Linked DNA regions of Homo sapiens: region 2 is linked to region 1. A link is an interaction called in ENCODE POLR2A ChIA-PET data of the cell type or tissue named here. Cell type or tissue: HepG2. All regions are shown on one strand. Each heading gives the region's core, and the rest is flanking DNA. Links, peaks and the distances in the headings are about the cores only. Region 1 overlaps TBX3-AS1 (TBX3 antisense RNA 1). Region 2 overlaps LOC124903082 (a long non-coding RNA gene).

Region 1 (10,926 bases), core at 2,054-10,053:
CTTCTCGGCCTTGGAATCAGACGCCCGGGTCATTGCGCAGCGGGGCCACACCCCTTAGCTCCGGGTTCCTCACCTGAGAAATGAGTTTCTTATAAAATGCGATTTATTGGCGAGAACATTTGTGAAATACTCAGGAAGATGACAATGTTCTAAGAGTTCTCCCACACATCGGCTCATCAACTACAATAATCTAATGAGGCAGGAGCCTTCTCAGTGATCTCCACTTTCCAGACGAGGAAACAGAGACACGCAGAGAAAGACAGAGGCTTGCCCGAAGTCGCACAGCCAGTGTTTTGGGGAGCTGGAATTTACCCTGGGGCTTGTCTAACTCGAGTCCGACTTTTAACAGCAAAACAGTAGGAGTCCGATACACGCACACAGTGGGTACACAGTAGCGATCTGTTTTCTTTATATCTTCGCCCTTTAGGAAGAGAAATTCCATCTAACCCTTTCCCCGCGCAGATTTGAAAACTGCCTGTATTCTTTGGTCCCTTCCTTCTGGAAGCAAATGCAATTGGTGGGTGGGGAGTGCGAGTCTGACAAAAACCTTCTTAAACTCTGGAAATCCAGATCTTTACCGCCCCCTCTTTTTTCAGTACGAAGGAACGAGGGGAAAGTGCGCGCGCGCGCGCGCGTGTGTGTGAGTGTGTGTGCGTGTGTGTGTGTGTATGCGCACGCATGTGTGTCTAGAATCAATACGGCCCAGACAGCCCTTCACAAAGGGGCTCCAGGCGGGCGCCTCCGCGGCACAGCCTCCGCCCCACCGCCCGCGGCGAATTAATTGGGCCCTGAAAGAAGGGGCGACATAGCTTCCAGTTAATTAGTCAAGAAATGAATCAAGTCCCAGCGGCCTGGCAGAGGCTCTTGGGGCGCGGGTTTTGTGCAAGCCACAATGGTCCGTGGGGCTCTCCCCTTGGGCGGAGTGGGGCGCGGTGGGGAACACAGCTTGGACGCCTAGGCGTCCTGAGCCCGGCACCCTGCGCGCAGAGCAGACCCAGGCGCTCTCGCGAGCTCTAGCGTCCGTCATGTTTCCTCTCTTCTTTTCTTTCTTTTTTCTCTTCTCTTCTCTCCTCTCCTCTTCTCTCCTCTCTCCCCCTTCCTTTCCCTCCTCTCTCTCCATCTCCCTTTCTCTCTCTCTTCCCCTTTCCCCTTCTCCCTCCCTTTCTATCTCCCCCTTCCTTTCTCCCTATCTCCCTCTCTCTCCCTTTCTCTTTCTCTCCTTTTCTCTCTCTCCCTCTCCCCCTTCCCCTCTCCATCTCTCCCTCTCCTGACCTCTCTCCCTCTCTCCCTCTCTCTCTCCTCACTTCTCTCTTTTTTTCCCCAGTTTTCACCATCACCGTCCCCCTTCCCCCTCCCTGGTTCTCTGCTGAACTTTGTCCAGGTTTCCTACCTGCAGGCGCTCCTCCCCTCACCCCAGCAGCGGCCCTCTCCAAACTCTCCTCCCTGAGGTTGCTCTTTCTAAAGCCTCAACCTCAGCCTGGCAGCACCTGGGGCTGGGTGGTTTCGGGATGTCGGGAATCCTTGACTTAGGGGGAAAGGATGGAAATGAGCCCTGGCTTTGGAGCCCAGAGGCCTGAGGTGTGTTGCTGGATAGGTTCTTCACCCTTGGGTCACCTTGGATTCACCCTCTCCAAGGCGGTTAGAACCCTCTGAGATCATTCAGGGCTTTGAAAGGGCTTGGTAATGGCGACCTGTGTCCTCACTCCACGGAGATTTAGAATTAAGGCAGACCTGCAACACAGGAGCAATTATTGAGTACCTGCGGTGTTCTCATCTAACATTTCTTCTCAAGCTCTCCCGCGTCAACTAAGGCACTGAAGATCCGGGTGATCGGGTGTTTTCGTCAGAAGCAGCTCTGTTGGGGGAAGGGAGGGCAGGCACAAATCCTAAACCCAATTTTTTTCAAGGCCTTTTTTTTTGAGACCGAGTCTCACTCTGTTGCCCAGGCTGGAGTGCAGTGGCATGATCTCTGCTCACTGCAACCTCTGCCTCCCAAATGCTAGCAATTCTCCTGCCTCAGCCTCCCGAATAGCTGGGATTACAGCCACGTACCACCATGCCTGGCTGCTAATTTTTTGTATTTTTAGTAGAGACAGGGTTTCACCATGTTAGCCAGGCTGGTCTCGAACTCCTGACCTCAGGTGATCCGCCCGCCTCGGCCTCCCAAAGTGCTGGGATTACAGGCATAAGCCACAGCGCCCGACCATATTTCAAGGCCTTTTTGCTCCACGTGCTGGTTGCCCTACCAGAACTAAACGGACAGAACTCGTTGCTCAGAGAAGTAGAGACACTTTCCTGGAGTCACACAGCAAAGGAGAGGCAAGGCCGAGGGTTCCCCCCTCTAGGTGGACATTGGGTTCCTGTTGCCCGCCGCTTGGCACCGAGAGGGCCTCAGGGAATCACATGTCCGCCTGGCCTGGCCTGGTACCAAATGTTTATAGACAGGACGAGGGTCGCTGGAATCGCCTCGCTCCTTTCAGCTTGGCGCTAAGGCGCGAATCTCGATCCTCCTAGTATTTCTCTGGCGTCTGTCTCTATCTCAGTCTCTGCTTTTGTCTCTTTCTCCCTCCCTCCGCCCCAGTCTTTCCGTCTCTTTTTCCTCGAATGCACGTGGAATTCGGAATTGAAAATTGAGGTCAGAATCTCCCTTTTTCTTCCAGTTATCCGCGCCGCTGCCCCACGCCTAGCGGCTTGGATCTGCATAGACATCTATCTACCCGCAACAAGATCCGAGCTGCAGAAGCAAACCTAATCTGTCTCCGCACCATCCCCTGCTCTGTAGACCCACTGCCCCATCCCACGCCACATCCTTGAGGTTCAAGTAGCGACTCCAGCGGATGATTCGGAGAATGCCCTGCTTTCCAAAGGCCCCAACCCGTGTTTTTATTTTCTTTTTCCTTTGCCCGCTTGACCAACTTTGGTTTCTTTCAGGGCCCGGAGGTGCCTGCGCCGCGCTTGGCTTTGCTTTCCGCCGCCCCAGGAGACCCGGGACTGTGGTTTCCGCTCGCCACATCCCAGCCTGGTGCGCACACAAGAGCCTGGCGAGCTTCCCTCGCGCGCTTACAGTCAACTACTTTGGGCCTCGGTTTCCCTGCTCCTTGTAGATCAGAGAAGGGACGGGCGAAATGCCTGCGAGGGAGGGTTGGCGAATGGGTTGGTTGGTGGCAAGACTGCAGTTCTTGTACATGGACGGGGGTTGGGGGGTCAACACTGGAAGAACTCCTGCCTGACGCCAAGAGCCACCCGCTTTCCAGCTCGTCCCACTCCGCGGATGTTTACCCACCTTCATGCGCAGAGGAGGAGATGAAACACTGGGGATATCTTGTTTTCCACACTAGGAATGGAGCACACCAACTTCCATGGTCCCAGTCTCCCCTAAGTGGGACCTACAGCTTGGTGGGACTCTGCCATGCAGGTGTGCCAGGCTGCGTGTGTAGGCGAGGACAAGCCAGGTTCCAGCCAGCAGGTGCACACTCAGGTGTGTGCAGAGGTGGTCCCTTGTGGGCCTGCTTGGTCCACTGTGATAGCTGCTGACATTTGTAGACCGGGTCAGTGGCTTTCAACGAAGTGTTAGCCGACCTCCTGCTGAGCATTTGGAATTTAGGAGATGGCATATTGGAGGCTTGGAACTGTATCCCTCCATTTACCTCTGTAAGCCTCCCTTGCCGCCTCTGAAAAAAATGAGACTCTCAGGCTCTCCCACAGAGGAGCATTGCAAGGAGTAAGTGAAATCATGCATATGCATCGCTCAGCCCAGCCCCTGGCACACAGTGAGTGCTCATGAATCATTAGCTGTTTGGACTTGCTAAACTCTGTGCTTCCGTGTGTATATGTATGTGTGTGTGTAAATATATAAATCTATATATACAATAGTAAATATACACATATATTGATATATACATAATGATATATAAAATATATACTGAAGCACAGAGTTTATATATATAATACACACACACACACACACACACACACACACACAGACTACACTCTTAGAAGACTACCTGACATATATTATGCCTTCTCTCTATTATTATTCTTACTCTCTCTTGCCCAGTGCTGTTCCCATCTCAGCCTGAAACCCCACTACTTGTCTTCTCCCCAAGTTGATACTAAAGTGAGATCCTCCATTAAGCTTCCCACTGAAGAGTTAGCTCCTGTGAGCCCCTTTCCTGAATCCTGGGATCTCAAAACTGTGACGGATCCCAGAGACAAAGTGCTCCCTTCCTCTCCTTGCACTGGAGTTAGAGTCCCCAGCTAGGCTCAGAGACCCTGGTGTCCTAATTTTGAATCTAATCCCCTGCCTTTTCCACCATCTCCACTCTGTCCAGGTCTTCTCCATCTCCTGAGGTCAGGAGAAAAAGTTCTCAGACCTATTGAGAAATAAGAACTTGTAGAGAATAAAGGAACATTAGTGGGTGCTTGGAGCATCCATGGGTGGAGCCCCTGCAGCAATGATCTCTGAAAATGAGGAGGGGGCTGCATGTAAACAGGACCAGAGAGAATTTCTGACTCCTGGGGAGGCCCAGAGTCCTCCTGTCTCTCAACAGAAGCTATGTGGGGCTGAGGTCCCGACTCCCAGGGCCAGGCTACAATTGCAAAACTCCAAGCCAGCAGCAGAAGCCCACTGTCCCCCTTCCCAGTTCTCTGGGGGCATTGCAGATCCACCGAGGCAAGAGCTGGGGCTGTTCCCAACCCCCCAGCTTGAGCGTCTGGCGGGAGGGTGAGGAGATGAGCGGAAGGAGATGAGAAAGGTGGAAAAGAATGAGGACAGTGGAGTTGGGGAGGGAGGGTGACAGAAAGTGAGAGAGGGTATTTGGGGATGAGGGAAGAAGGACAAACAAGGGAGGAAGACAGACAGGCATGGAAGATAAAAAGAGACCCTTATATACCCACAGAGTGGGAGAGGCATGGAGAGGAGAAGAGGAGAAGAGATAAAGGTTAGAGACGAAGAGACAATGACAGAGAGAGATGGATCAGGCAGACTGGGGATGGGGTGAAAGGACAAAGATTAAGAAACACAGAGAGCAAGAAGCAAGTGCAGGGGCGAGGTGGGGGGGGGGAGGAGAAAGAGGGGGGAGAGAGAGAGAAGAGGTGAGACAAAGAAAGGGAGAAGCACCTGGAGGCAGAGAAAGTGGGGAAAGTGGGGACTAAGGAAAGCGGATGGGAAAGGAGTGGCCAAAAGGAAACATAAGAAAGATGGTGGGGAAATGGAGAGCCAGAGAGCCGGGCCACCCTCCCGATGTATTACTTGACATACGTATGAGATTATCTAGCACGGTATAAATGCCTCCATTAAATCACGATTGAGCTTCTCAAACCGACCAATTCCCGAATAGCCTCCAGCCCTTGGGGAATATGGTTTTCAAAACCGTATAAAGCATCAAATACTAACAACTTAGGAGAGAGGTTCTCATTCATTAGGGGTTTCCAGGGGCCCCCAGCAGGGCCTTTGTGGTAGAGGGTGGGGGAGAGTGTGTGGCTGGGATCTTGGGGAAAAAAGGCATTGTGTTTCTCTCTGTCATTGGCTTCACAGAAAAGCCTCTTCCCCACTCCAACAGCACGCTACACAAACTCACTAAGAAGTTCTTGTTGGTAGGGACTACTTGGCCAAGAAGAGAAAATGGAATTTCCCCAGAGTCCTCCTTATTCCCAGAGTGCATTTGGCCCAATAAAGAGGGGCTGCACAATTTCCTAGACATTCCTGCTTGCAACGGAGAGGGAGGGGACGATGAAGGGCAGCCTCCCTCCCAGCCTCTTGGGAAAACAGAACTTTGTTGAACCACAGGAGGCTGGTGGATGATGAGAAGGAAGGTTTGAGAGTAGTCTGGTGAAGGTGAAGTCCGCGTTTGCACCCCCTCCCCTGCCCCCTGCAGGCTCCCAACTCATCACTCCAACTAGTTCAAATAAACCGCAGCTCAACTTCCCTCACTCTACCTCCTCCCTTATTTGCCTCCCAGTCTGCCAGGAAAGGCATTTTAAAAGGTAGCTAATCAAGGATTTTTTTCCTTTTCTTTCTTTTCTTTTTTTTTTTTTTTTTTTGTTGGGAAGCCTTGTTTGCTTTGCTTTAACAAACAGCTGATAGAATTTGCTTTAAAGGAGCACTAAAAAAAAAAAAAAAAAAAAGAAAAGAAAAATGTGCCTACAGGGCACATGCCTGCATATCCGTGTGTGCCTGTGTGTGTGTGTGTGTGTGTGTGTGTGTGTGTGTGTTTAGACCTCCCGAGCTGGCTTGCAGTAATAAATGGAACCTGCTTCAGGTGCAGAAAGCTGGGAGGGGTCGAGGGGAGGAATGCACAGGCTGATTTACACCTGTCCCTACAGCTGCTATCGACAACACTTACAGCCTCCAGAAATGACCCTTGGTGCCGACTTGTCTGGAAGCCATCAGGGTTAGTTTTGAAGCAGGAATCTTCAAGTGGACCAGAGGGTGAGCTTTGCCCAGCCCCGCCTTCCCTGCCGTGGTCTTCAAGTGCTGCCCAGTGGAGCAGGCTGCCTGCTTCTCTCCCTCTCTGCCCACCTGCTCCTCCCTCTCTGTTTCTTCTCAGACAAATATCATCATTGACTTTCAGCTGTCTTTGGTGCTGCTGCCCAAGGAGGGCTGGGCAGGGTGCAGGGTTTCCAGCCAGCTCATCACCACCCCTTCCCCCCAGGAGCTGGGTCTGGCCCCAGGAATCTGTGTGGGATTCCTCGCTCTACCCTCCAGCCAGTTTCTGCCCTCTGCCACTGGCCTCAACCCACCCCACTGGCCAGACAGTTGAGTTACTGATAACTTCCAGATGCCTCTGGAATCTTGCTTCCAGTCCTCCCAGCACTCTGCCTGGTCTGCAAAAGTGGGGGCAGTGGGCAGCAGGCACCCTGCCCTGAAACTTGTTGCCACCTCTCAGAGGCTGATGAAAGCCGCACTCAGCTGGGCCCTTCAGGACGGGGGACCCTGGAGCCAGGGCACTCAGAAGGGATGTTTGACACCCACGCCAGGAACTTGGAGTCCCTGACTTTCTAGCCCAGGCCCTACAGAGGTTTAGGAGGACTGGGAGGGGGCAGATTGCAGGCCACCAGCTACCAGAGAAGCCACAAGGAAAGGCCTGGCACTTTCCCTGGGAATTAACAGGCACTGGGAAAGTATCTGGGTCCCCATTGCCTTACTGGTAGAACGGGGCAAGGGTGGGGGCAGGAACTGTAATATATACTACATTGACATTTTATTTTATTATTACTATTTTCAGACAGAGTCTCGCTCTGTTGCCCAGGCTGGAGTGCAGTGGCGCGATCTCTGCTCACTGCAACCTCCACCTCCCGGCTTCAAGCAATTCTCTCTGCCTCAGCCTCCCAAGTAGCTGGGATTACAAGCATGCACCACCACGCCCAGCTAATTTTTGTATTATTACTAGAGACGGGGTTTCGCTATATTGGCCAGGTTGGTCTAAAACTCCTAACCTCGGACAATCTGCCTGCCTCAGCCTCTCAAAGTGCTGAGATTACAGGCGTCAGCCACCGTGCCTGGCCTTATTACTATTTTTTGAGATGGGGGTCTCACTATGTTGCCCAGGGTGGTCTCAAGCTCCTGAGCTCAAGCGATCCTCCTGCCCCAGCCTCCCAAAGTGCTGGGATTACAGGCGTCAGCCACCGTGCCTGGCCTTATTACTATTTTTTGAGATGGGGGTCTCTCTATGTTGCCCAGGGTGGTCTCAGGCTCCTGAGCTCAAGCGATCCTCCTGCCCCAGCCTCCCAAAGTGCTGGGATTACATGCGTCAGCCACCGTACCTGGCCTTATTACTATTTTTTGAGATGAGGGTCTCTCTATGTTGCCCAGGGTGGTCTCAGGCTCCTGAGCTCAGGCGATCCTCCTGCCCCAGCCTCCCAAAGTGCTGGGATTACAGGCGTGAGCCGTGGCACAATGCCCTAATAGTGTACTTTTGAAGTTGGGATGAGCAGAACAACATTTCAGGATCCCAGTCACACCTGTAATGTTATATACAAACACCTGAGATTTCTTTTTTTTTTTTTTTTTTTGAGATGGAGTCTTGCTCTATTGCCCAGACTGGAGTGTAGTGGTGCAATCTCGACTTACTACAACCTCTGCCCCCTGGGTTCAGGCAATTCTCTTGCCTCAACCTCCTGAGTAGCTGGGACTACAGGCATGCGTCACCACACCCAGCTAATTTTTGTATATTTAGTAGAGACGGAGTTCCGCCATGTTGGCCAGGCTGGTCTTGAACTCCCAACCTCAGGTGATCCGCCTGCCTCAGCCTCCCAAAGTACTGAGATTACAGGCGTGAGCCACTGCACCTGGCCTAACACCTGAGATTTCTATTGGTGACCCAGTCACAGCCACTGCTAATCCCCCTGTGGTTTGTTGTCTATATTCATAATAGAAGGAAATACTAATTTCACTGCGAGTTTAGTGATAATGAAAGTGTGATTTTTTTTTTCCATCCAAGTTCACAGATCCATGAATTCTGTCCATGGTCTCCCACACCCCCATAAAAGTCTATTGGAAGATAACAGGGTATGAACCCCTGACTTATTAAGTAACTAATTGGTCTCTTGGTCCCTATAGGGACAGAGGAGGATTCTCATGAGAAATCGGCACAGTTTTGAAAGCTGGGGCAATGTGCTTGTACTGCGAGCCAAGGCAAAGAGACAGGTTTTGTGGAATAGAAAATCCATTCTGTGAACAGCTTTTCAAGGAATATTTCCCAGAGGGCCAGGAAAGAGCAAGGTCTGGCTTAGGCTGATTTTGGCTCAGAGACAGGGCTTGGGGAGGGAAGTTTCTCCTAAAAGTGTCTATCAATACCTCTATTCTAATACACGCACACTCTACCTCTGGGGTGAAGTTCTGGGCAGCTCTGGTCCCTCTGAAACTTCAGTTTTCCACCCAGAAAAAGAATCCCTCCCTCCCCTTTTCCCCCAACATCACGCTGTAAACACCTTTGCAGCTTTTTTGCCCCAAAGGATCTGTAGACAAGTCCTACCTTAGCACCAAGTAATCCCTTCACAAAGATAAGTCAGGAACTGAAGCATTTTTTGCCTTTAAACAGAGCACTTAGTGAAACACCTCTGCTCATGGAAGGGAAATTGCAAATGGCCCCAGGACAGCAGCACTCACTTTTCTTGGTGAAATACAGCTTCAAGAACTCTGAGCCGCTGGGACAGGCATTTGGAGGCTGATTTAAGTGACAGACAGAAATAAGAAAGCTGGAAACCCAGAACACCCATGAGTAAATCAAACGTGGCTTAGAGTTGAACAGGATGATCTCAGTGGATTCTGGGGTCCCAGCAAAATGAGAACAAAAGCATTTGTGAATCAGCTACACTACGCAAGATCCATGCCATGCTCTTTGCTTGCTTCATCTAAAGGTACCAATACTAGGTCTGATACTCATTCATTCATTCATTAACTCATTCATCCATTCTGCAAATGTTTACCAAGGGCCTACTATGTGTCTGGGGCTCAGGATGTAGCAGTGAATTAAGCACATTAAAAACTATTAGGCTGGCTGAGCGTGGTGACTCAGCCTGTAATCCCAGCACTTTGGGAGGCTAAGGCGGGTGGATCACTTGGAGCTCAGGAGTTCGAAACCAGCCTGGGCAAGATAGCAAAACCCTGTCTCTACCAAAAAGACAAAAAATTAGCCGGGCATGGTGGCACACGCCTATGGTCCCAGCTACTCTGCAGGCTGTGGTGGAAGGATTGCTTGAGCCTGGGAGGTGGAGGTTGTAGTGAGCTGAGATCGTGCCACTGCACTCCAACGTGGGTGACAGTGTGAGACCCTGACTCAAAAAAACAAAACAAAACAAAACAAAAAGAAACCAAACCAAACAAAAAATTATTGTCCCCAAAGACATTATAGTTGGGGAGAGAATGATCATAAACAAAAACAGATAAAATACATGTTTGATTGTGAAAAGTAACATTGAAAAAATAAAGCAGTTCGGGCAGTTCAGGCATAGGGATGGCAGGGCTTAATTTTAAAGGGTTGTCAGAGACAGTCTTACTGAGAAGGTGACCTTTTGGCCAAGAGCTGAGGGAGGTGAGGAACATTGGGGGTTGTAGGGGGAGCATGAGAGGGGAAAGATACAAGAGACTCACCTTTACTTGAACATTTCCTCTATATTGGACTCTGAATTAGGCTCTTTCTAGCCTTTTTTTTTTTTTTTTGGAGACCGAGTCTCGCTCTGTTGCCCAGGCTGGAGTGCAGTGGCACGATCTCGGCTCACCACAACCTCTGCCTCCCAGGTTAAAGTGATTCTCATGCCTCAGCCTCCTGAGTAGCTGGGATTACAGGTGTGCGCCACCACACCCAACTAATGTTTTGTATTTTTGTAGAGATGGGTTTTCGCCATGTTGCCCAGGCTGGTCTTGAACTTCTGGGCTCAAGTGATCCACCTGCCTGGGCCTCCCAAAGTGCTGGGATTACAGGTATGAGCCATCGTGCCTGGCCTACTCATTATTTTCTTTCCCATTCTACCATTGGGGAAATTGAGGCTTAGAAAGGTTAGGTAACTTGCTTGAAGTCACTCAAATAGCAGGAGGCAGAACTAGAATTAGAACTTGGGACTCAACTTCTCTTTCTTCCACACCAGGCTGCCTCTGACATGTTCCTGGGAAAAGTAAAAAAAGGAAAGATAATGGAGAGCAAAAAAAAAAAAAAAAAAAAAAGAAAAAAAAGAAAAAAAAAAAAGAAAGGTAATGGAGAAGAAGAAGAGCTAAGAGGAAAATAATCCTTTTAGCTAGGCCTTACACCTAGAGAAACTGAGGATCAGACAGGAAAAGTAATTGTCTAAGGTCACAAAGAAAAAAAAAATCATAATGGCTAAGGGTCTTAGCTCAGAGGTTGCCCCACTCTGCCTTTTCTTGTCTTGGTACCACATGGCAAGTGACTTTGGCCTTCCAGATCTCAGTTTGCTTATCTATAAAATAGG
Region 2 (10,926 bases), core at 1,727-9,726, 610 kb after region 1:
TCTTCTAAAGAAAGGAGAATTTTCCATACTGGTCTGTCAGGATATTTGCTTTCCCACTGTTTGTCTGGGTTGGATCCCAGATTTGCTGTCACACTGGCCTCCTCCCTTGCAATAGCCAGAGATCATATTAAGCGTCCACTCATGGAATTGAGAGGAGAGATAGAAATGCATTAGTGTCAAGATCTCCAGGGTGCATCTAAAATAAATATGATTCCTCTCTTCCCACTCCTCACACCATATGCGGGGGACACCCAGTGTTTATTTTTCAGCTGCGCCAGCCAGTCTGGAAGAGGACACCATGGAAATGGGAGAAAAAGGATCAGGGTGGTGTAACATATCACTGGGGGAAGTTTAGGGCCCATCACTCAACAAATAACAAGTCAACAACCCCTGTCGCTTGGATATCCCCTGTGAAAGCTGCATCACCCTGTTTCACAATAACTTTAATCTGACTGTGTAAATTCAAGAAGTTCCCATGGCTTGTAAATGACTGGCACAAAGTGGCCCGTTAAAATAATTCAGGTTCTTTGCAAAGAAAAAAAAATGGGGGCAGCTTTAAAATAAACCACAATGCATAAGTCACCAATATGTCAGATGTTGGTGGAAACCAGCAAACTAAACTTATATTGTGAGGCCATACACAATTTTTTTCTTTAATCAGCCTGCTTTCCTCTCATGGGTGATTGGAGCTAAATTTTATAATGTGGTAGAAAAGACGCATTGGTGTTAACTTAATGTGGAGTTAACTTGTAGTACATTATGTAACTTCGGGCAAGTAACTTTTACGTGAAACTCAGATTGCCCATCTAGAAAATGAGAAAATTGGACAGTAGGTAGGAGAGTATATATTTGGCTCACAGGTCATAACTCTCTATTGTCGCATCCACAACAGACATCACTAGTCACTCATTTTATTTATTTTTCCTGTTGAACCCAGATGAGGTCTCAGGATTTATCTCAGCTGAGAGTTTCAGGGAGCCACTACCCACTGATAAAAGATAGACTTTGAGAAGAAGCTTCTCTGTCATTCCTACAGCAGATGATTCTTGAACGTTCTTTGCATTGCACAAGCACTGTGTCATGTGGGCAATCGGACATGCCACCTCCACCCTACATAAATTTGTAGAGGTACTTCTTACCTTCATACCTTCAACCAAACTCGGTAAGCTGCCTTTGAAATAAGTTCATTAGGAGGTAAGATTTCCAAATAATACTTTGCACTCAAGTCTCAAGTTTTTGTTTGTTTGTTTGTTTTTATTCATCAAATTGCTCATCCCATGAAAGCTTCAGGAGGAGATGTAACTAATTGCATGGGAGAACTACATGGAGATGGCCTCAGAGCAATTCACAGGACTGTTCTGAATTGTCAAGATCTGCCTTGGATCCAGAAGACCTGGAAGCTTTACCAAACTTATACATGAAATTTCTCCACAGACCCCAGCTCAGCCCCACCGACTTGGTAGTGACTCTTTTTTTTTTTTTTTTTTTTTTTTTTTTCAGATGACCAATGAAAGGATCGGTCTGCCTCTCCAAAGTCCTCAGAAAGAATACCAAAATTGTGGCTAGGTCTGAGAAAGTTTTTATACAATGTCATGGGATTGGTAAATCCATTGTAGCACTGGCTTATCTGTCAAGGCTGACATATGGCAGGGTAACGCTTCCTTCCCTAAGCATTTTTCTTTGGTGAAAGAGAAACTCTGGTCCCTATGAGAAAAGAATATGAGACTGACTCAGAGTCCTATTCATGTTTGATGCTACTGGGCACAGCTGTTTCTGGCTTCAAGGCATCTATCACATCTATGACTTTTTCTCCAGCAACCCCTGTGATAAAGTTCATGAAACTAGAATCCCCATAGAAGAATGGTGGCTGGCACTATACTTTGGGGACACAAGTTGTGAAACTCTCAGTGGCCCAGCATCCAAATTTCTATTGTGCAGAGTCTTCTCTGATTTTGGAAAATGCCTTACAAAGTTAGGATGTTGAGACGAGGCTCATGGTGATGACACAGGCAGGTTTGTTTATGGAGTGGGGACAAATATTTTGAATCCTGCTTGCTGTTTGTTTTGTCTAATGTACACATAAAACTCAGAATGATGTTACCAGGGATATTGCACATCAAGCACTTAGCACGGTGTCTGGCAGGTGGAAAGGGCTCAGTAATGGGAGATACTGAGTGGATAATTACAATAGCATCTTAAGTAGGCTTCCTGCCTCTAACTTTAACCTTCTCTGTTCCTCCCTCTAAGCAAGAGTGAAGATGATGACGATGACGATGATGATGATAAGGGTAGTAATTGGTTTCCCGTTATCAAGCACCCACTGCATGCCAGTAAGTGTTTGCTTGCACCACCTCATTCAATCCTTTCAATGGTTATCAATATTATTATGCCAATGTGAACATTGCAGAAAATGAGGCAGAGAGAGGTTGTGTTCACTTGCTAAAGTCTTGCAGCTTGTAACTGTATGAGCCAGGATTTGAACCCCACCCCTCCTCTTAAGCACTTTGCTATGCTGTCTTTCATTCACCCATCCAATTATTACCTGTTGAGGGCCTACTACCCTCTTAGTATATGGTCTACCCTGTTCAAGCCTGGTATAGACTGAGTGTTAACTATATGGTAGAAATTATTGTTATTAGTTATTATTTTTATTTAGATAATTTTGCCTCATAAGGGAGGCTGAAATAATTATAATATTTGTCCTGAAAAGTGTAGCCAGAGAGTATGATATGAAAGGATGCACATTGCATTAGGACCCATGAGTCCTGGCTTCTAGTTCCAGCTCCCATCCCCACTCACTGTGCTACATTAAGCAGGGCATTTCCCCAATCTGGGCGCCGGGTATCACGGGTTACCTCTCAACTCAGCTGTTACAAGTCCCTTCCGTCTAGAGGAGAGCATCAAAGCCAGGAAAAACTAAGCTTCCCTAAACCTGCAGTGCTTTACCTGATGGAGCCAAACTCCATGTAGCAAACCTAAAACCTTGATGCTGTGTAAATTGGCACATACACACAGCTTCCACGTGGTGATGACTATCAAAACAAGCTTTTGTCTACCCCACAGGGTCAGCCTCCTTTCTGAAAATCAAGCAGCTGACTGAGTCCAGGTCAAAGTCCCAGTGGGAGTGAGAGCCCAGAGCAAAGCGTGCACTTACATTCCATGATGATGATGCTTGGTGATGAATGAACCAGCTTCTTGGCAGGAAGGAAGTTCCTACAGGTTGAGGTGATCCTCCTAGCAATGTGTTTATTTGACAGCCTAAGGCAGCAAAAATTCACAGAGAAGAGAAAAGAGAGAAGAAAAGGGCATAAAAGAAAGGTTATTTAAGAACATCAGGATCCTCCCTGGCCAGCCAAACACTCATAAAACTAGAGCAGAAGATCATATAAACACATTGTGAAAAAATAAGGTAATCGGAGACTAAAAAGGTCCTAGAGAGGTATTAAGGCCAGGAAACATGTACTTTCTCTACCTTAGTACTTAGGCTCATTAATTTTTATTTAATCTACTTGGCACATAATAAATACTCAAGAAATATTTGTGAAATGAATGAACTACAGGAAGAAATCATTGTTGACTATGGCTGCCAATGACGGTGTCACAGGTTAAATGGGTGGTGGGAGCTGGGTACAATTTGAATTGCTAGAAAAAGAAAATAATTCAGAAAGACCATCAATTTTAACAAAGATCCCCATGAGAGAACAAACTTGGCTTGTTCTGTTGGGAGTTAAATTATTCAAAAGAGCCTAGACTATTTTGCAGACAATTTCCCTGGAATTTTAGTGATTCAATATCATAAAGGTTGATTTCTTATTCATGTTGTATGCCCAGCAGGTAATGTAAGGGGGCTCTGCTCCACATAGCCATTCAAGGATCCAGGATGATGGCAGGATCCGTTGACTACTTAGTCTTAGCTGCATCATCTGCAATATTAGTCCGCCATGGTCACCACAGAAGGGGAAGAGAGCTCATGGAGAACCCACATCTGATTTGTGTGCTTTGGCATGGGAATGACATGTATTCCCTCTTCTCTCAGCCCAATAGACAGAATTGGACACATGGCTCCACCTGACTCTAGTAGGCTGGGACGTACAAAGAACCCATGGCTCTGTTTCATAGCAGTCATTAGGAGAGCAACCTGCTAGAGTGGTAAACACATTTTAGGTAAGGTAGAAAAATAATTAAGTATTTGTAGTTCTGCTATGACAATGCATGACCTAGAAGTATCTCCAATAACATAGGAAAACCCCTTCTATGGTGTGCCAAAATTTGTCAATATATTAAAAGAAATCTTCATTCTTTTCATTTTATGATTTCAAAGCTGTTAGAAAAGGACTCCAGTCTTTTGAGTCCATAGCCTCTTCTCAATGACATATGAGTGAATTCAGGTGCCTGCAAAAATTAATTCTTAGGGAGGGCAGAGATTCTAAACTTACATAGAGCTGGGTCCAAATTCCAGCTCCACCACCCTCCTCAAGGCCCTTAATCTTCATCTCTGCATTCATTCATTTGGTTAATATTTACTATGCACCAGCCCATTAATCAAGAAAGATAAAAGGGAAATACTCTGACACAATTCTTATCCTCAGTAAGTCTTCAGATTATTGGATAACAACTAAATGAAATGGACTGATACAATTAATATTAATATTTTTAAAATGTCTATACTACCCAAAGCTATCTATAGTTTCAATACCATCCTATCAAAATCCCAATGGCATTTTTTTTTTGCAGAAATAGAAAACAAATTCTAAAATTCTTATGGAACCACAAGTTACCCAGAAACCAAAGCACTATTGAACAAGAAGAACAAAGCTGGAAGCATCACCCCTTCCTAATTTGAAAATATGTTTCAAAGCTACAGGCATTAAAACAATACAGTACTGGCATAAAGACAGACATGTAGACCAATGGAACAAACAGAAAGCCCAGGAATAAACTTGTGATTATATAGTCAATTGATATTTGACAAGGGTCCCAAGAACACACTTAGAGAAAGAGTATTCTGTCCAATAAATGGTGTTGGTAAAACTGGATATCCATGTGCAAAAGAATGAAAGTGGACCCTTATCTTACACCATACACAAAAACAAACTTAAAATGAATTAAATATTTAAATTAAGATCTGAGGCTATAAAGCTCCTAGGAAAAAATGGGAAAAAGTGTCCTTGATATTGACATTGGCAATGATTCCTTGGATATGGCACCAAAAGCACAAGCAACAAAAGCAAAAACAGACAAATTGGACTATATCTAACTAAAAACCTTCTTCACAGAACAAAAAAACTTCAAAATGATAATACAACTAACAGAACGGGAGAAAATGTTTGCAAACCATAGCTGTATATATCATTAAGGGTTGATATCCAAACGATATAAGAAACTCCTACAATTTACTAGGAGAGAGGGAGAGAAAGGGAGAAAGGAGAGGAGAGGAAGGAAGGGAGGGAGGGAGGGAGGGAGGGAGGGAGGGAAAGAATGAAAGAAAGAAAGAAAGAAAGAAAGAAAGAAAGAAAGAAAGAAAGAAAGAAAGAAAGAAAGGAAGGAAGGAAGAGAGAGAGAAAAAAGAAAGAGAAAGAGAGAGAGAAAGAAAGAAAGAGAGACAGAAAGAAAGAAAGGAAGGAAGGAAAGAAAAGAAAAGGAAAAGAAAAGAAGAGAGGAAGCAAAGAAATAAAGAAGAAAAGAAGGGAAGAAGGGAGGAAGAAAAGAAGAAAGGAAGGAAGGAAGTGAAGAAGAACCAGATTTTTCAAGGAGTAAAAGACTTGAATAGACATTTTCCCAAAGAAAACAAACCAATGACCAATAGCTATGAAAAGATGCTCAACATCATCAGAGAAATGCACATCAAAACCACAATGAGATCTCACCTCACACCTGTCAGGATGGCTATTGTCTTAAAAAGATAACAAGTTTTGGTGGGGATGTGGAAGAAAGAGAACTCTTGTATAATTTTGGTCAGAATGTAAATTGGTGCAACCACTATGCAAAACAGTACAGAGGTTGCTCAAAAAGTTAAAAATAGGTCATCATGGCTGGGCATAGTGGCTCACACCTGTAATTCCAGCAGTTTGGGAGGTCAAGACAGGTGGATCTCTTGAGGCCAGGAGTTTGAGTCCAGCCCAGGCAACATGATGAGACTCTGTCTCTAATAAAAATTAAAAAATTAGCTGGGTGTGGTGACACATGCCTGTAATCCCAGCTATTTGGGAGGCTGAGGCAGGAGAATCACTTGAATCCAGGAGGTAGAGGTTACAGTGAGCTGGGATGGTGCCACTGCACTCCAGCCTGGGTGACAGAGCGAGACTGTCTCAAAATAAATAAATAAATAAATAAATAAATAAATAAAAATAGATCATTATATAATCCAGAAATCCCACTTCTGGGTGTATATCCAAAGGAATTGAAATCGGAATTGCATTATTCACAATAGCTAAGACATGAGAGCAATCTAAATGTCCACTGACAGATAAACAGATAAAGAAAATTGGTATATACATATAATGAATTGTTATTCAGCCTTAAAAAGCAAGAAAATCCTGCCATTTGAAACAATGTGGATGAACTTGGAGGATATTATGGTAAGTGAAATAAGCCAGGCACAGAAGGACAAGTACTACATGAACCCACTTCTATGAAGAATCTAAAATAGTCAAACTCACAGAAGCAGAGAGCAGAGTGGTGATTGCCAAGCCTACAGGGAGGGTGAAACGGAGAGATGTTGGTCAAATGATACAAAGTTTTGATTATGCCAGATAAATAAGTCCTAGATATCCAGAGGACAACATAGTAGCTATAGTTAAGAATATTCTATTGTATACTAAAAATATGCTAGAAGGATAGATCTTACATTGTCTTCTTATCACAGTAATAATAACCATATCAAACAAAGAGGGCAGAAGGAAACTTTTGGAGGTGATTGAAATGATTATGGTGTTGATTGTGGTGATAGCTTCACAGGTGTACACTTATCTCCAAACTCATCAAGTTGTGTGCATTAAAGATGCACAGCGTTTCAATGTGAGTCATAACTCAGTGATTTGGCTTAAAAATGGACTGACAATAAAGTAAGAAAGACAGAAGTTAGATTTAAAGGGAAAATTCTGGTGCCTCAAAATTGCTGAGGTTCTTGAAATGGGAAAAGGCAATGAGCCTCCTCACTTCAAAGGACATTAGAGATATTTTTAATAACAATATCTTTAATCTCAGGATTCTATTCCCAGCATTGGTCCACCCAATCTCCTTGCTAACTGGGCAGATCCCTGCTTCTAGAAAGAAGGCTGTTAATTCTTTCTTTCTTTCTTTCTTTTTTTTTGAAACAGAGGCTTGCTCTGTCACCCAGGCTGGAGTGCAGTGGTGTGATCTCGGCTCACTGTAACCTCTGCCTCATGGGTTCAAGCGATTCTCCTAGCTCAGCCTCTGAATAGCTGGGACTACAGGTGCGTGCCACCACACCCACCTAATTTTTGTATTTTCTGTAGAGACAGATTTCACCATGTTGACTAGGCTCGTCTTGAACTCCTGACCTCAAGCGATTCACCTGCCTCAGCTTCCCAAAGTGCTGGGATTACAGGCATGAGCCACTGCGCCCAGCTGAAGAATGTTAATTTTTTTTGCTTGTTTTATTTTTATTCAAGATCAAAGTTTAAACAAATGGAGTAATGATAGTTTTTCTAGAAAAACATGAACATCATTATTTGATAATGAAAATGTCTTTACTGTTAAAGAAACACTGAACGCTTTTACACTGTTAGTGGGAGTGTAAATTAGTTCAACCATTGTGGAAGACAGTGTGGCAATTCCTCAAGGATCTAGAACCAGAAATACAATTTGACACAGCAATCCCATTACTGGGTATACCCAAAGGATTATAAATCATTCTACTATAAAGACGCATGCACATGAATGTTTATTACAGCACTGTTCACAATAGCAAAGACTTGGAACCAACCCAAATGCCCATCAATGATAGACTGGATAAAGAAAATGTGGCACATATACACCATGGAATCCTATGCAGCCATAAAGAAGGATGAGTTCATGACCTTTGCAGGGTCATGGATGAAGCCTGAAACCATCATTCTCAGCAAACTAACACAGGAGCAGAAAACCAAACACTGCATGTTCTCACTCATAAGTGGGAGTTGAACAATGAGAACGCATGGACACAGGCAGGGGAACATCACACATTGGGGCCTGTTGGGGGGTGGGGGGCTAGGGGAGGGATAGCATTAGGAGAAATACCTAATGTAGATGATGGGTTGATAGGTGCAGCACACCAACATGGCACATGTATACCTATGTAACAAACCTGCATATTCTGCACATGTATCCCAGAATTTAAAGGCTGTTAATTCTTAACACGCCTATCTCTAGAGGTCAGTCTAGAGATCTCTGACAAAATCGAAGTTTCAAATCATTAATCTCACAAATAAAATGACTCTAAAATTGTTAGAAAGGCACTGGCCATGGTAATCCTATTTAGAAACTAAGAATAAATAAATGTAACTTACAAAGTAGAGCTGAGTGTTAAGGGTAATTATAGATCTTCCAGAGTTTCCAACATATAATAGCTTCTATGACAGATTGTATAGATAAAACAATCTGTCCTAGTTAGGAAGCTAAAAAGCTTAGGCTGGAATTTACAACGCATCTTCCACATTTAAAGTTCTTGCTGACAACAGCTACAAGGCACTGCCTCCTATGTGCCCGGTACAACCCCTGCAGCATGGGAAGTGTCCGAGTAAACACCAGCTGATTGAATAAAAGACTGCTGCGACGAAGTCAGCTTAGGCACTCTGGAAGACCTGGGAGGGGCATGAGCAAAGCAGTCTAGGCCAGTGGTTCTCAAACTTTGGTTCCTGGATCAGTCATCCAGGGAAATTATTAGAAATGCAAATTCTCAGGCCCTCCACCCAGACCTACTGAAGCCGAATCTCCAAGGACGGGGCCCAGGAGTGTGTGTTTCAGCAAGCCTTCTGGGTGATTCTGATGCGCAATAAGAATTGAGAACCATTGCTATAGAACCTTGCTTCTCAAAGTGTGGTCTGTGTATCAGTGGTATCATTGTCACCTGGGAGCAAACAAGAAATGCAGAATATCAGATCTCACCTCGTACTTACTGAATCAGAATCTTCGTTTTAACAACATCTTCACTCAGAGAGTTCATTTGCAACTTAAAGCTTAAGAAGCACTGATCTTGGCCATTGGTTTTCAAACGTAGCTGCTCGTTAGAATCGCACGGACAGAAACTGGCGTGGTTATTCTGGGATGTGACCTGAACATCAGGATTTTCTAAAATTCCCCCAGATGATTCTAACATGCAGCAAAGTTTGAGAATCACAAGTGTCCATGACTTTAAAAAGGCTTTCCAGAGAAGGCAGCATCTAAGCTCAGCCCTGGCCCCCAAGTCTGGGTGTTTCCAGGAGAGAGAGAGAGAGAAACAGCCAGATTGTTTTGGGTGCTGCTACCACCACTGTCTCTACCTGTCTTCAGTCAAAGAGGGAGGCCTCCCAAATCAAGGGCTGTCAATCCACCCACATCAACAGCCTCAAATTCACTAAAATGCTTGAGGCAAGGGTTCAGAGCGAGGGCAGAGTAAGGGAGAGGTTTTATTAGATAAAGCCTGCATTCTCTGAGCTGTGCATTTATTAATTTCAAAGTAGGCTGAATGATGGGGGAGGGCTAGGGGAGCAGCGTGGGTAATAAAAGCGCTTTCAGAGAGTGCCCTCTTGCTTCTTGGAATGTCTTCCACCCCGACCCTCCCAATGGCAGTCCTAAAGGAAGGTCACCCTGGGATCATCTCACCTTTGACGAGGCTGGCCAGGGATGCTGCTGAGAATGAAATAAACTCTTCTCTCTTTTGCTTGGAGAAAAGAAATCATGGGTAGTAAAAGCCTACGACTCACATGGAGGGGTCATCAGTGGGGCCAGAGATAGAAGGCAGGGGAGTTTGGAGGAGGTGGTGGGGAAGGCAAAGGTGGGAGGAAGGAAGAAGGAGTGGCAAAAGCAATGTCAGACAACAAAGGTCCAAATGTTTCAGAGTTGGCTTCCTCGGCTCCAACACTAGAACTGTTTCTGTTGCACCCACTCCCCCAACCTCCCCCTCCTTCCTTTCCTCATATCATCTCCAATGACTAATTATTTTGACCTTCCTCAACCCGATCTGCAATATCTCAAGTCTCTGTCATAGTCGGCTTCCGGCCACCGTCGGTCAGATGACTCTAAGCACACAAGGCCAGGGTCGCCTTGCCAAATGGCAGCAAAGCATGGCCAAAAGCAGAGTCTCGAAATACCCCCAGGGCCCACTTTTTGCTCTCATTCCTTCCTTTCCCTTTCCCCTAAAATAATCTTTATCTTAATTGTGGATTATTCTCTCCCTCTTTTGGATCTCTCTTTTCTAGGCACCAGTCAAAAGAGAAGTAGGAGGCAATGATAAAGCGACAACGTAGGTTTTTAGTCACCTTACCTGAATGAGTTTGTCACATGACCACTTTTCACAAGTATTCCTTCAGAACAAATACGATGCCATTCCCTTCCCACCACATGTTCTTGGAATTCCTTTTTGAACATGGCCTTTGGAAATGTCTAAATGGGCATTTACAATTGAGGCACAAAAAACATTATTATTCATTGAGGCTTTTTCCTTTTCTTTTTTTTCTTTCTTTTTTTTTTTTTTTGGAGACAGAGTCTCGCTCTGTTGCCCAGGCTGGAGTGCAGTGGCGTGACCTCAACTCACTGCAACCTCTGCCTCCCAGGTTCAAGTGATTCTTGTGCCTGAGCCTCCTGAGTAGCTGGGACTGTAGGTGTGTGTCACCACGCCTGGCTAATTTTTTGTATTTTTAGTAGAGACAGGGTTTCCCCATGTTGCCCTGGCTGGTTTTGAACTCCCAAGCTCAGGCGATCCACCCGCCCTAGCCTCCCAAAGTG

What was found. Peaks named below come from ENCODE experiments on the same cell type or tissue, not always from the same donor. Only the 100,000 strongest peaks of a DNase experiment are listed, where the experiment ranks them.
Region 2: POLR2A ChIA-PET joins it to region 1 with 5 read pairs; 2 of 35 experiments call an interaction of 5 or more read pairs at or near these places.

The regions. Positions count from the first base shown.
Region 1 is chr12:114,697,523-114,708,448 of GRCh38, forward strand. All of the region lies in intron 1 of TBX3-AS1 (TBX3 antisense RNA 1), which reads left to right. Among named protein-coding and RNA genes, the nearest start is that of TBX3, 19 kb to the left of the region's middle. RefSeq lists enhancers at 1-266, 267-1,121, 1,122-1,974, 2,813-3,622. In HepG2, for the core only: no CTCF peak of the experiment used is centred there; a DNase peak (open chromatin) is centred at 5,909.
Region 2 is chr12:115,311,030-115,321,955 of GRCh38, forward strand. LOC124903082 (a long non-coding RNA gene) reads right to left here. Exons shown (of 11, transcript XR_007063592.1): 7 at 10,466-10,584; 8 at 3,155-3,258. Among named protein-coding and RNA genes, the nearest start is that of LINC02463, 570 kb to the right of the region's middle. In HepG2, for the core only: no CTCF peak of the experiment used is centred there; a DNase peak (open chromatin) is centred at 3,092; H3K27me3 peaks cover 405 bases.